Regions from separate parts of the Homo sapiens genome. Here region 2 is linked to region 1. A link is an interaction called in ENCODE POLR2A ChIA-PET data of the cell type or tissue named here. Cell type or tissue: PC-3. All regions are shown on one strand.

Region 1 (8,000 bases):
CCCATCGTGTGTATGCACCACGATGAAGCCGTCCTCCCTGTAGTGTTCCCAGAGCCCATCGTGTGTATGCACCACGATGAAGCCGTCCTCCCTGTAGTGTTCCCAGAGCCCATCGTGTGTATGCACGACTGAAGCCGTCCTCCCTGTAGAGTGTGCCCAGAGCCCATCGTGTGTATGCACGACTGAAGCCGTCCTCCCTGTAGAGTGTTCCCAGAGCCCATCGTGTGTATGCACGACTGAAGCCGTCCTCCCTGTAGTGTTCCCAGAGCCCATCGTGTGTATGCACGACTGAAGCCGTCCTCCCTGTAGAGTGTTCCCAGAGCCCATCGTGTGTATGCACCACGATGAAGCCGTCCTCCCTGTAGTGTGCCCAGAGCCCATCGTGTGTATGCACCACGATGAAGCCGTCCTCCCTGTAGTGTTCCCAGAGCCCATCGTGTGTATGCACCACGATGAAGCCGTCCTCCCTGTAGTGTTCCCAGAGCCCATCGTGTGTATGCACGACTGAAGCCGTCCTCCCTGTAGAGTGTGCCCAGAGCCCATCGTGTGTATGCACGACTGAAGCCGTCCTCCCTGTAGAGTGTTCCCAGAGCCCATCGTGTGTATGCACGACTGAAGCCGTCCTCCCTGTAGTGTTCCCAGAGCCCATCGTGTGTATGCACGACTGAAGCCGTCCTCCCTGTAGAGTGTGCCCAGAGCCCATCGTGTGTATGCACCATGACTGAAGCCGTCCTCCCTGTAGAGTGTGCCCAGAGCCCTGCCTTCTACTGCCCTGTAGTTCATATCTTTGGATTTGAATGTGAAACCCACTGCCCTGGCCAGACTGGTCCATTCTTCATCTCCCAAAGTAAAATACTTCCTGCCTTTCTGAGCAATTACAGATCCTAACGGCTAGAATATTTTCCTCCTGTTTAAGCCTATTTATGTTCTACTCTAATAAAATCCACATCTTTCCCTATAACATGAGCTTGAAGTCAAGTTACTTTCCTCTGAACCTGGTATATGGCCTCGTATGACGCTAGGTTGCAGTACAGTAATTGGTTTAAGATGTCATCTTCTATTTCACATCAACGCTGGCAGCACAGGGGTTATTCCAGTGATACCCAGCATGGTGTCTTCAACACTACAATTCCACGTGCTGTGCTTCTTTAAAAAATCACCTACAGTGATTACTTGTATTTTAGAGAATTCTCTTCTAGACACTTTATGTTGCTATACATTTTGGCCATTAGAAGTACAAGGCCCAGTGATGGCCTGCCATTTTTTAGGGTATTTCTAAAAACAGGAGGTGATTCTTCTGCTTTCTAATTTTCTAACCACCATAGCAGCAAAACCAAAAGGGTACCAATGTGGGTAAAGGAGTTTTCCACGGAGAACTACAAAGAAACTAAGAGAATTAGTGTTTTTTTTTTTTCCCTTTTCTCTAGCTACACTACTATGCCCAAGACATTTAATCTCATAGACTGTGATAAGGTCAGCTTCCCAAATTCTATTCTTCTGTTGATGACATTATTCCCCTATAGTTATCAGGGTATTACTCCAGGCTTCTTTGTAAAAAACAGATGAGATTTTGTGATGCTTGTTTTTAGTAAAAGGGAGCTAAATAAAACCCTTGAAGACTATTGCCAAAGAAGGATGGACTTTCAAAGTTAAGGAAAAAGGACAGAATTGATGACTCCCTTTCCAAAGGAGATCAAAAAAGGGTCCTGGATAATCGGCAACCTGCATCGTGGTTATCTCGGTTATTTAGTTAGCATCGATTTGTAATGGTCAAGTTTCCTGCTTGATCCATTTTATCACCTACTTTAATATTCAATGTTACTGATATTAAAAAGCAATACATTGGTAAATAAAATGATGTAACCAGAGAAACTCAACAGAAAGGGGACTATTATTCATGAAACCTAACAGCAGAAGTTCCAAAAGCCCACAGAAGTCTAAGGATTCCAAGAGCAGCAGGGGGCTAATGGGCAATTAGAAAGAATATCGTACTTTAATCATTGAGTGTAGGGAGGGGAAGGAAAATATGATCTAGGCTCAGAGGGGTCACACTAAATCACTGAAGACGTTAGCAAAACTACAAGACTCATACTACAAAAGGATTATCTGTCAGGCCTTAAACAACATGAGCTTCAGAGATAACCATTACTATACAAAACCATCTTACCTTGAGATAACATTCCTTGTGGGGACAGAGTAATATAAAATCAGAGAGCACTGGGAAAGGAGCAAGAGACTTCAGTTCTGCTATGATTTTTCCAAGAGACCTTCGATTAGACTTTTTACTTGCTGACCTATATAGTTTCCTTACCTAAAACGAAGAGATTGGATAGAGAAGTTCTCTAGTTCTGACCATCAAAAACATTCAAAATCTCCAGAGGTTTTGCTACATAAGAAATGCAGACCATTACTGTGAAGAAGCTTGAGCAACTATTTACGATAATGGAAGGTAAGGTTACCCACCTAATACAAGTATCTTCTAGTTCCTTTCTGGGTGTATTTTTAAAACCATTGTTCCTCCCTTGCCTAGACTGGTGACTACACAAATAGTGGTGTGTTTGCTTTTCAGGCAAGAAAACTGAATGTCCTTGCAAGAAGCGTGCTGCAATACTCCCTACCAAAGAGCAGGTTGTTCTTCTAGCTCTGCCAAGCTCTTAGAATAGAATTCTATCGTGGCTCAAATAATCATAGCAATTGTTATACATGTTATGAAATGACCAAGGATGTACTTTACTTTAGGCACATATAAAATAGGAAAGTAACACTAGCCATATTCTGGTTGCTTGGAATTTTAAGCCACTTAAAATATGGTGTTCTTAGTTTCACAGCATTAATGGGGTAAAGAACTCATATTAGAAAACTGTTGCCAAAGAGTTGGAAGAATGACATGGATATTAAGGCAGCCCTAAGTTCTCAGCATGCTTCACCTACTTATTAGCCATACTTTTGGCAAGTTAATCTCTTTGATCCTCTATTTTTTCCTCTGTAACATGGGGGCTGTTGCATCTACCTTATAATATTAGTGTGAGGATTAAATGAGACAGTGCATGCCAAAAGCAGGAGTGCCCCTAAGTCTCAGCCTGAAAAACAGCTTTATTGTCACTTAACTGAAAAAGGTCACAAGAGTGGTAAAGCAGTTCTGAGACAAGTCCAATCTTATTTGAGGACAAACATTCAGAGGAAAGTGTAGTTAAAGCTAATAAAGTTTATATGACTCATGTCATAGTGAATAATAGGAGTTATAAGAACTAAGCTGGAGTATTAAATTGCTTAGGTTATTATTCACCAATACTGTAGGTTTGAACATCATTGAGCTTGTATATATTTTTTCACATTTTATCATACAATATGTAGCCTTTTCAGATTGCCTTCTTTCACTTAGTAACATGCATTAAATTTTCCTCTATGTCTTTTAATGCTTGACAGTTCATTTCTTTTTAGTAAGGGATAATATGCTAAGAGCTTATTTTTAGTAAAAGCAATAATAAAGAAAATAAACATTAGCATAATCAGGAGTACTTAGACTGATGTGCTGTGAGTTGACAATTGTGAATTGTGTGTCTTTATAATATACTAAGATTTTAAAGTAATATTAAAGCATTCATGATGTAACACGGAAATTTTAGTATTTTTCCGTGTGAATTTCAAAAAATTTTTATTATTACGTTTGATGTCACATGAGTCTTACAAAGTTTTGCTTGAAAAAAAAAAGTATTGGCCGGGCGCAGTGGCTTACCCCTGTAATCCCAGCACTTTGGGAGGCCAAGGTGGGCGGATCATGAGGTCAAGAGATTGAGACCATCCTGGCCAACATTGTAAAACCCCGTGTCTACTAAAAATACAAAAATTAGCCGGGCGTGGTGGCGTATGTATGTAGTCCCAGCTACTCGGGAGGCTGAGGCAGGAGAACTGCTTGAACCCGGGAGGCGAAGGTTGCAGGGAGCCAAGACTGGGCCACTGCACTCCAGCCTGGCAACAGAGTGAGACTCCAACTCAAAAAAGAAAAAAGAAAAAAATAAGTCTCATTCTGTTGCTCAGGCTGGAGTGCAGTGGCCCAATCATGACTCACTGAAGCCTCAACCTCCCAGGCTCAAGCGACCCTCCCACCTCAGTGTCCCGAGTAGCTGGAACCACAGGCACACACCACCAAGCCCGGATGATTTTTAAATTTTCTGGGGGGGCAGTGGGGGTGGTGTCTTGCTATGTTGCCCAGGCTTGTCTTCAACTTCTGGCCTCAACTGGTCCTCCCATCTTGGCCTCCCAAAATGCTGGGAGTACAGGCGCCAGCCACCATGTCTGACCTAAAATTCCTTCTGATACACAAAAAGTTTTCAAGATATATTTATAGTTAAGGAGAAAAACCAAATCAAAACATACCGCCCCATGTAATTCCCTACAAAATCTCACTCAATATAAATGAAGCTTTCTGCTGCCACATATGAATCCATATAGCTAGACAAGAACAAAAAGTTCTATTTATCGTTGTCATCCGTGAAAGCCAAGTGACCTATAGTTAAAAACTACCCATTAAATAACTTGGTGATGCTATTTATAAGTATTTAAAGACAGTAACAGGCACATTCATAAGACCTAATTTAAGACCTGTCAACTTCATTAAGCTCTAAAATGGAGATGACAGTTTACATGTAACTACTAAGGGTTTCAGAGATGTGGTTTCTTTTTTTTTTTGAGATGGAGTTTCTGCTCTTTTTGCCCAGGCTGGAGTGCAATTGCACAATCTCGGCTCACCGCAACCTCCACCTCCTGGGTTCAAGCTATTCTCCTGCCTCAGCCTCCCGAGTAGCTGGGATTACAGGTATGCATCACCATGCCAGGCTAATTTTGTATTTTTAGTAGAGACGGGGTTTCTCCATGTTGGTCAGGCTGGTCTTGAACTCCCGACCTCAGGTGATTCACCTGCCTCGGCCTCCCAAAGTGCTGGGATTACAGGCGTGAGCCACCGTGCCCGGCCCAGAGATGGGGTTTCATTATGTTACCCAGGCTGGATTTGAACTCATGGACTCAAATGATCCTCCTGCCTCAGTCTCCTGAGTAGCTGTGAAGAGGTATTATTTCTTTTTAAAAATTATTTGTGGCCGGGCACAGTGGCTCACGCCTGTAATCCCAGCACTTTGGGAGGCCGAGGCAGGCGGATCACGAGGTCAGGAGATCGAGACCATCCTGGCTAACACGGTGAAACCCCGACTCTACTAAAAATACAAAAAATTAGCCGGGCCTGGTGGCACGCGCCTGTAGTCCCAGCTACGCGGGAGGCTGAGGCAGGAGAATGGCGTGAACCCGGGAGGCGGAGGTTGCAGTGAGCCGAGATCGCGCCACTGCGCTCCAGCCTGGGTGACAGAGCGAGACTCCGTCTCAAAGAAAAAAAAATTTTTTTTTTGTAATAACCATGGGCCAAAGACTGGGGAAATTACCTTGATTGAGAAATTTTATTCAATTGATCACACCGCCTGAATTCTGTGTCAGTTCTAACATATAACTGCTCCGTTTAGCTTAGAATCTATCTCTGATAATGGTCAAGAGGCATTTTGTGAAACAATATAGTAGTATCCTTTAATGACTTTTACCTTAAAACACTAGGAATGTACCCTGACATTCACGTTCCTTTTAATAGTCTAGCATTGATCGGCAGATATTCACAATGCTCTGTGAATATCACTAAGGATATTACCATTTCTTTGCATGATTGGGAAAATGATGTGACTGGATGTTTAAGAGCAAAATCTCACAGCTGGTACTCTAGTTAGTAAGTAATTAAGAGAATAAAAAATTATTGCAGTCAGCCGGGCATGGTGGCTCACATCTGTAATCTCAGCACTTTGGGAGGCTGAGGTGGGCAGATCACGAGGTCAAGAGTTCAAGACCAGTGTGACCAACATGGTGAAACCCCGTCCCAACTAAAAATACAAAAATTAGCTGGGCGTGGCGGCGCATGCCTATAATCCCAGCTACTCAGGAGGCTGAGGCAGGAGAATCACTTGAACCCAGGAAGTGGAGGTTGTAGAGAGCGAGACTGTCTCCAAAAAAAAAAAAAAAAATTTATTGCAGTCAAAATGGGGACTGGAAAGATGTCACACAGAAAACACCAAGGCCTAGGTAAAGAGTGGCAATTATTATATATACGATGATACAGGTTAAGCATCTCTGATCTGTAAATCTGAAATCCGACATGCTCCAAAACCTGAAACTTTTTTAGTGCTGACAAGATGCCACAGGGAGAAAATTCTATACCTAACTTCATGTGAGAGGTTACAGTCAAAGTTTTATTTCATGTATAAAATTATTTTAAAATATTGTATAAAATTACCTTCAGTCTCTATACACAGGGTGGGTATAGGAAACATAAAAAAGCTGTGTTTAGACTTGGGTCCCATCCTCAAGATATCTCACTATATATATGCGAATATTCCATAATCAAAAAAAAACCTGAAATATGAAACACTTCCAATCTCAAGCATTTTGGATAAGGGATGTTCAACCTGTAGTGTTACTGATGCATAAACTAAGCTGATGGGCATTTTTGAGGATAGGGAAGGGTTATTTAAAGACCTCACACAGGCCAAGTGCAGTGGCTCATGCCTGTAAGCTCAGCACTTTGGGAGGCCAAGGCAGGTGGATCACCTGAGGTCAGGAGTTCGAGACCAGCCTGGCCAACATGGTGAAACCTATCTATACTAAAAATACAAAAAATTAGCTGGGCATGGTGGTGTGCACCTGTAGTTCCAGCTACTCGGGAGGCTGAGGCAGGAGAATCACTCGAACCTGGGAGGTGGAGGTTGCAGGGAGCCGAGATCAGGCTACTGCACTCCAGCCTGGAAGACAAAGCTAGACTCAGAAGAGGGAGACGGGAAGAGGGAGAGAGGGAGAGAGGAGGAGAGGTAGAGAGGAGGAGAGAGAGAGAGAGAAAGAAAGAATAAAAAAAGGCCTCATACAGTTCAAATATTGTATACTACTATTCAGAGTACAAGTACCCTATCATTCAAAACTACATTCGCTGCTTTTATACAAATACTTTCTTTGATCCAAGTGTTAAAGCTTCCTTTCACTGCAATGAAACTAGATCAAATTAAAAATCTGAGAGAAGGTTATGCCATTATTCAGAGACGATTACTGAAACAAACCCAAATCCACTACTTCCCTTAAGAGTGAACCATCCACCTTTTCTCTGATTGTGTTTTGTCTTGCTGAGGCTGGCAGGCAGGAATCATAGCCACCAACACACCCTGAGGAAAGGAATGTGCAATAATTGTTCTGCGGCAAATTGTGGAAAGTCATGTATTGCTTTAAGCACACTTTTAAAGTTCAGCAAAAGTGAGATAGTATAGCTTAACCATTAGACACAAAGTCTGAAGTCAGACTACCTGGGATGAAGTCCTGGGATGTACTTTATCTCAGTGATACACTTTTCAGCAATGACATCGGGCACGTTACTTAATCTCTCTGTGCTTCAGATCCCACATCTATAAATTGGAGCTAATTGTATTATGCTTGATAAGATTGTGACAAGGAGTAAATGAGATAATCCACATAAAGCATGTACCACAGTGGCTGGCATATAGTAAATAATAAATGCTCGAGAACTATGTTTTAAAACTCAGCAAATTTCAATTAGTTAAGCTTTGTATGTCCCTAACACTGAGTTTGGAGTGTTATATATATATTTTTTGAGACAGGGTCTCACTCTGTCACCCAGGCTGGAGTGCAGTGGTACAATCATGGCTCACTGCAGCCTCGACCTCCCCAGTTCAAGTGATCCTCCCACTGCAGCCTCTGAAGTAGCTGGGACAACAAGTGCACACCCCCTGGCTAATTTTTGTATGTATTTTTTTAGAGATGGGGTTTCACCATGTTGCTCAGACTGGTCTCGAATTCCTGGGCTTAAGCAATCTGCCCGCCTTGGCCTCCCAAAGTGCTAGGATTATTGGATCGAACCACTGCGCCTGACCTGTTATGATTTTGGGGGGCTATTTTTTTAAAAAAAC
Region 2 (8,000 bases), 1.3 Mb before region 1:
ACACGTACTGTATGGGGAACAAAGAGCCTCCACTGAGCCTGGCAAGGGCGACTGGAAAGGTGAGCTCTAGATGGGCTCTGGGGGGAGTAGGGCTGTGTGGTATCACTGAGAAGCTGGATCTCAGAAGAGTTAAGGAAGAAAGGGAATAATGAGTCAAGGGGATATCAGGGAAAAGGGAATGTCAAGCAGAAGCCACAGGCGGGGAAATGGCCCTGTGATGGGAAGTGCCTGCTTTGGTGGAAACCCAGCCATGAGGCCAGGGCAGCTGGAGCAGAATGCAAAGGGAAGTGGGGGTGGGAGAGATAATCAGAGGAGGGATGGGGGTTCAGATCCTCTAGGGCCTGGGGGTTCACATCCTCTAGGGCCTGGGGATTCACTGTGAGGATTCTGACTTTCACTCTAAGTTGAATGGGAGGTCTTTGTGATGGTATCTAAGTCACTGTGATGCCAACATATCCTTGGGTGCTAAAGGAATCAGCCCAGCTGCTGTAGAGAGAATGGGAGTGGAAGGGCCTAGAGCCCAAGCAGGACCACTGTGAGGAAACGAAAGTCATAATCCAGAGGGGCAGGATGGAGTTCTGACCATGGTTACAGCAGCAGGGTGGCCAGGACAACTGAACCCCGGACATATTCTGAAGGTAGGACCAACAGGGCTTGCCGATGGACTGGATGTGGGCTGGAGAAATCAAGAAAGTACTCAATCGGATGCCTGGCTTAAGCAATCAAAAGAATGGAGTTGCCATCCAGTGACAGGGAGAAGCCTGTGGTTTTTGTTGTTGCAGTTAGGGAGAGACTTGGGGAGAAATTTGTGGGTAAGTTTTAGGCAAATTGAGTTCAAAATGTCTATTTTGATGTCAAGTGGACAGCTGAATATAAAAGACTACCATTCAGAGGAAAGGAGAGGGAAAGCCAGGAAACGGGTATGGATGTCGAGGATTTTGCTGGTAACGAAACAAAGTTCCAGAGGAAATAGTGGCAATCTTTCAGGAGTTGGAAAGGGAAAGAGAAGAGTCATTACAGGAGACACACAAAACTATGAACCTAAGAATGCAAGAGATGAAGACTCACATTGGTTTACTGACTGATATAAACCACAATAATATGCACAGTGAGACAGGATTCAGCAGAGACAGTGAGACCAGAGTACTGGGCTACACAGTGGGAAATGGATACTCCTGGGACTGGGACACTCATTCCATCCTATGGAGAGAGTAGAAGACATGTGGAGGTGTTCTCCCTCCCACCCAGGGCTTCCCCGTCTCACTGAATGGGTGGTGCCCCATGGAAGGGGTATCTCAAGCCACCCACCTGATCCCTGTGGGAAGGGATGCTGTTGCTGAGCTGAAGTCCACCTTCCCTACACAGACCTTGCATGAACGAGGGCTAGGGCACACATGGCCTGTGGAACACCAAGAAGAGGGACACGAGGATGCGTTATTTCCTCTGTTTGCAAATCTATCACAGAGAGTAGAAGTGTTCGCTCATGATCAAACAATTAAAAAATCTAGGAAGAAGGCTACGTTAGTAATATGATTGGAAGGTAAGTTAAAGATGTCAGTCGAAAAAATCTCCCTGGAAGAGAAAAACATCTTGAACTTCAAATTGAGGAGGAAAATTAAACCTTCTGCAGATTATTATCAGATAATGTTAAATAATTTGCCATTAATTAATATTTGGTTAGCATTGAAGCATTTACCATTTAAACATTTTAGCATTTGTGTAATATTTATTTATTTATTTATTTATTTATTTATTTATTTATTTATTTTTGAGATGGAGTCTTGCTCTGTTGCCCCGGCTGGAGTGCAGTGGCGCGATCTCGGCTCACTACAAGCTCTGCCTCCTGGGTTCATGCCATTCTCCTGCCTCAGCCTCCCAAGTAGCTGGGACAACAGGCACCCACCACCACGCCCAGCTAATTTCTTTTTGTATTTTTAGTAGAGACGGGGTTTCACTGTGTTAGCCAGGATGGTCTCAATCTCCTGACCTCGTGATCTGCCCACCTCGGCCTCCCAAAGTGCTGGGATTACAGGCGTGAGCCACTGTACCCAGACATAATAATTATTTAGAAGACAGTGATACAAAGAAGGCAGTAAGGTTAGCCTTCAATGACTTTTAACCTTTTTGTTGGAAAGGTACAGAATATACTTTAAAAATAAGTTAAATATTATCATGATTTCATCATCATCATTATAATGTATTTAAATGGAAAAGCTGAATTCAAACCAGCAATATCAAATATGACCTTAAATATTTACCATAACACAGTGAGGCCAGTATAATTGTTCCATGTATAGGAACCATAACAAGCAGCTAAAAGAGAGAGAGAAGTGTTGTTTGAGGTCTTTTTTCTTTTTTGAGATGGAGTCTCGCACTGGGCTGGAGTACAGTGGTGAGATATTGGCTCACTGCAACCTCCGCCTCCAGGGTTCAAGCAATTCTCCTGTCTCCACCTCCAGAATAGCTGGGATTACAGGCTCCTGCCACCATGCCCAGCTAATTTTTCTATTTTTTTTTTTTTTTTAGTAGAGACAGGGTTTCACCATGTTGGCCAGGCTGGTCTTGAACTCCTGAGCTTGTGATCCACCCGCCTCAGCCTCCCAAAGTGCTGGGATTACAGGCGTGAGCCACTGCACCCAGCCTTAAGGTCTTATAACTAGTAAATATCTGCATTAAAGAACGAGTTGAATGAAAATTCTGATAAATTCCTACTTAAAGTGTATCCAAAGAAAACGGAAAAAGTCTAGGAGTTAGTGATATTAGATTCAGAAGAATGAGCTTTGTAATTCTTAAAAATTAGTCTCAGAATAGAAAGGATTTTAAAAGTAATTGAGTAAAGTCATAGGAAATGTGACCATATAAAGGAATGGCTCTAAATGTATTAATCCAGAAGGAAGCAACAGGTTAAACAGTAAGAGGTAAGAAACAAAAAATAAGGAACAAGAGAGAGAGAGTGACAGGGAGAGAGAGACAGAGCGGGGAAGGAGAGAATGAGAAGGAAAATCAGGAAAACGAGGAGAAACAGAATTAAGGAGGTGATACTGGAATAGTATCAGACCATTCTGAATCAATTTAAGAATTGCCATGTCTAATTCTTATATGGAAGATTTGAAATACAAGGATATTGAAAGGAATAACAAATTATAATGAATGCATAGAAATCCTTATGTAATCCAAGGTCATTAATTTGAAGGAAGACATCAAGAAAATGTGATCTAGAAATAGAGGTTGAGATTGCTCCATTTACAAAATTATTATGCTCTATAATCTTCCCATATGCAAATATTTCATATTCCCTCTTTTGTCCCATGGACATATTTCACAGCAACAACGAATCAAGTGCTGACCTAAATGGGGTATCTGTTAAAACTTAGTATATTGATATCCTTCACCCCACTCCAGGAACGTTCGCTACGCTAGGACTGCATCTTGGGAACAGAATTTTAGAGATGATCATCTCTTACATCAGAAGCAGGATCTAAATGATCCCTGGATGCCCAATTTCCTGACCCTGCTATTGTTGTGGGTGGCAAGATAAGAGGAGTTGCATCACAGATGAAAAAGTAAGGCCGAAGAAGACCAGAGAAGAGTTGGTTGAATGTGTAGATATAAGATCCATCTGTGACATTGTAGAATGAAATTTCACCGGCTTCATAGTCCAAGAAAATCCCAATGCAGCGAGGACTTTCCAGTTGGAGAAGAGGCACTGATGGGGAGGCAAGGACCATGTACTCATTCCCTTTCAGCAGCCACAGGGCCCAGACCCCATTCTCAGGAGATGGCGTGGTTTCCCCCTTTCTTGGCAGTGTGTCTTGACAGACCCCTAAACCCCACTCTGCTCCTTCTCCCACCAGAACCTCCCAGTAATGCCTCCCTGATGAGAAGCTCTGCAAACCCAGGATGCAGGGCCATGTGTCAAATCGCTCAGGGTTGTTGGGGACATCCCTCCATGGTTCTCCATCCTGCACACTGCGCAGGTCGGCGGTCAAGAGCAGACTCGGGTGCGCCGTGGCGGGATCCAGCTTTACATCCACTGCGGAAAGAATGTGGTGGACCAGGTGAAAGGAAAGAAAGGACTGGTAGAAACTTAGGAAACCACTGAAAAGAATAGTCCCACAGTTCCTCACTTTTCTCTCTCTATTAACTCCTAGAGAAAACAAATCAGTATTTCACCTTACAGGTGAAATCTTCTTTATTACTTTATTATTCTTATTCTTTATAACTTTCTGGTATATTCCACTGTTACCTCTGCGTAACCCAGAACTCTTTAACTTTCCCAAAAAAAAACAACTATTGATGACGACAAACCAAGTGAATTATCATTTAGTTTCCTTTCATTTACATCTAAAGCATTTGTGTGTGTGTGTGTGCGTGAGAGAGAGAGAGAGAGACAGAGAGACGGGGTCTTGCTATGTTGCCCAGGCTGGAGTGCAGAGCTATTCATGGGCATAGCCGTGGTACACTACAGCCTCAAACTCCTGGACTCAAGCAATCCTCCCGTGTCTGCCTCCCCAGCAGCTGGGACTACAGGTGCACACCACCATGTCTGGCTTACATCCAAAGCATTTGAGTGCACTTAGGAGGATCTTCTGCATTTAACATAAAATTTATAAACCCCTTAGGAATTTTTTTCTTAAAAATCTATAGAATTTTATTAATATTAAATCCACTACTTCCAAAGTTATATTACTGTGGTAGGCGGAATTCTAAGATGGACCCCATGACCTTCACACCCTGGTGTTAGCCTCATGAGTATGTTACACTATATGACAAGAGAGAGATTATCAAGGTGCGTCTAATCAAATCCCACAAGTCCTGTAAAATCAGAAAGTTTTCTCTGGCTATTGGGTTGGTGGCAGCAGGAAAGGTCAATAAGATGTGGATTTGATATCTCTTTGCTGGCTTTGAAAATGGAAAGGTCACATGAAGAGACAAACGAGTGACCTCTAGAGCTGAGAGTGATCTCCAGAGCTGAGAATAGCCCCCAACCAACAGCCAGCAAGAAAACAGGAATCTCAGTACCGCATTTGCACAGAATTGTATTATGCCAACAACCTGAATAAGGTTGGAGGTAAGGTTCTTCCCCCGACCTACACAGAAGCCTGGCCTGGCCTGGCCAACACCCATATTTGGGCCTTGAGAAAACCTAAGCAGAGGAGCCAGCTGATCCCACTTGGATGTCTGGTCTTCAGAACCATGAGCTACTAAATGGTATGGCTTTAAGCACATAAGCTTGTAGTTATGCGTTATATAACAATAAAAAATACTGATACTCTGAAGTCCCAGTGAGATTGATGAGACATTTGACCCATATACATAATAAATAAATACATCTAGATATGAAACCTCAGTGAAGGGGGGATGTAAAATATTCAGTGCATTTCCTTATTAGCATTGCTTATAAGTAGTAAGTTAATAAATAATATGGTTTGGATGTGTATCGCCTCCCGGTCTCATGTTGAAATGTGATTCCCAATGTTGAAGGTGGGGCCTAGTGGGGGGTGCTGGATCATGGGTGCAGATCCCCCATGAATGACTTAGTGCCATCCCACTGGTGATAAGTGAGTTCTTTATCCGTTCATGCAAGAGCTGGTCGTTTAAGAGGAACCTGGGGCCTCCCCACTTCACTGCTTCCCTCTTGCCATGTGATACGCTGGCTCCTCCTTTGCTTTCCACCATGACTGTAGGTGTCCTGAGGCCTCACCAGAAACAGGTGCCAGCACCATGACTCCTGTACAGCCTACAGAACCATGAGCCAAAATAAAGCATATTTCCTTATATTAATAAATTACCCAGCCTCAGGTATTTCTTTATAGCAATGCAAAATCAGACTAACATGTTAATATAGTTTGATTTTTAATATCAGAACAAATACTGTTTCTACTGCTACTGCTACTGCTACTGCTACTACCACTACCACTATACTTATTTGCCTTTAAACACTTACAGTGAACTACTTTTTTTTTTGAAACGGAGTCTCGCTCTGTTGCCCAGTCTGGAGTGCAGTGGTGCAATCACAGCTCACTGCAGCCTCCACCTCTCAGACTCAAGCCATCCCCTGACCTCAGCCCTCTGAGTAGCTGGGAAGGCACACACCACCATGCCCAGCTAGTTTTCTGTATTTTTTTGTAGAGAAGGGGTTTTGCCATGTTGCCCAGGCTGGTCTCGAACTCCTGGGTTCAAGCAATCCATCCGCCTCAGCCTCCCAAAATGTTGGGATTACAGGCGTGAGCTGCCACGCCCGGTCTAGTGAATTTTTATTGATACCCAACCTGAGTGGTCACGTAACTGCGCATTGCATTATTTTTATTATGTAACCACCCTGAGGGTCACCATTGTCATCCCTACATTACACAAGAGTAGATTCAGAGTCAAAGAGTTTATGTGGTCTTCCCAAACTCTAGAGGTAAATAACAGAGATTGAAAGGTAGGTCTCCATGGATTGTGCATTTAACACAATCTAACAGGTCATGTATTCCCAAGCCATTCCTCTTCCGGCACAGTGGTCTGCTTCATTTCTAACAAAAGAGATCTGTGAAATGGCTTTTGATATGGTCTGTATCCCATTCCTCTCCCTACCCCTTCTCTCCTAAACTCAATTCTTCATCATGATGTGACCATACCCCAACCAAACTGCGCATGTCCATCTTCCCAGGGACCTCCGTGTTGATGAATGGTTACTTGTCAGTTTGTCTTTTTTTTAAGATGGAGTTTTGCTCTTGTTGCCCAGGCTGGAGTTCAATGGCATGATCTTGGCTTACTGCAACCCCCATCTCCCGGGTTCAAGTGATTCTCCTGCCTCAGCCTCCCGAGTAGCTGGGATTACAGGCATGCACCACCACGCCTGGCTAATTTTGTATTTTTAGTAGAGACAAGGTTTCCTCAGGTTGATCAGGCTGGTCTCGAACTCCTGACCTCAGGTGATCTGCCCGCCTCGGCCTCCCAAAGTGCAGGGATTTACAGGCGTGAGCCACCGCGCCCGGCCCAGAGTTCATCTTCAATGATTTTTCTGTATCTCTCAACACTGAGAATCTACTTGTGCTGGAAAATCTCCCTTTTCCAAAGGTAACACTCATCCATGTTTCCCTTCCCTCACTGCTCACTACTCCTTGATCCTCTTTGCTGTTCTCTTCTCCTCCACCACCACCACTGGAGAAACCTATAGTCCCAAGACTTGGACTTCTTCTCTCTCTCTCACCTCACTCCCTATCTACCCGGGTGCTGGCTGGTTCATTGCTTTGATAAAATTCCATTCATATGCTGACTGATTCCCAATGCATGTGCTTAGCTTTGAACTTTACCCTGAAACTCCCTATTGTACATTCATCTGCCCACTTGATAGCAACATTTGAATATTTAGCACTCATCGCAACATCCACATATCCAAAACCCTGTGCCCTTCTTCTGCTTCAACTGTCGCTTTCCTCATCAATATAAGTGGCAATCACATTTTGCCAGTTCGCAAGATCCAAAACCTTGGAATCATTCATGGCTCTTCCTGTTTATAGCACATCATATATAATCCAACAGCAAATCTTAACAGCTCTGCCTTCAGTATATAACAAAAATCTGTCCATCTTGCGGCACCTTCCGTAATAACATCTATTCCAACACATAATCATCTCTCATCAAATTACTGCAAAGACCCTTAACTGCTTTTCCCATGTCAATCTTCTCCTCTCTGTAATTTACTTACAAGAAAGCATATAGAGTGATCCTCATAAAACATTAGTCCAATCAAACTATTTTTCTAGGTACAACTTTCAACTATGTCCTATTTCGCTCAGGGATAAAGTATCATGCTCAGCATGGCCTGCCTATCTAGCCCTTTCTTGGTCTCTCCGACCCTCCTGTCATTTACTCTGCCACAGAGTCCTCACACTGACATCCTCACAGCTCCTGGAACACACCTGCCATCCTCCACGTCAGGCCTTGGCGCTCATTTCTGCTGCCTGAATGCTTTCTTCCAGATCATATATTTGCTGGGTTATCCCCTGCAG

What was found. ChIA-PET counts read pairs that join two places held together with the same protein. Peaks named below come from ENCODE experiments on the same cell type or tissue, not always from the same donor. Only the 100,000 strongest peaks of a DNase experiment are listed, where the experiment ranks them.
Region 2: POLR2A ChIA-PET joins it to region 1 with 18 read pairs; 2 of 35 experiments call an interaction of 5 or more read pairs at or near these places.

Annotation. Positions count from the first base shown.
Region 1 is chr1:246,612,569-246,620,568 of GRCh38, reverse strand. The region is part of intron 2 of CNST (consortin, connexin sorting protein); the gene reads right to left. Among named protein-coding and RNA genes, the nearest start is that of CNST, 50 kb to the right of the region's middle. In PC-3, no CTCF peak of the experiment used is centred here; no DNase peak of the experiment used is centred here; H3K27ac peaks cover 522 bases.
Region 2 is chr1:247,871,933-247,879,932 of GRCh38, reverse strand. TRIM58 (tripartite motif containing 58) reads right to left here. Exons shown (of 6, transcript NM_015431.4): 6 at 1-4,033. The coding sequence ends at 3,444. Among named protein-coding and RNA genes, the nearest start is that of TRIM58, 19 kb to the right of the region's middle. In PC-3, no CTCF peak of the experiment used is centred here; no DNase peak of the experiment used is centred here.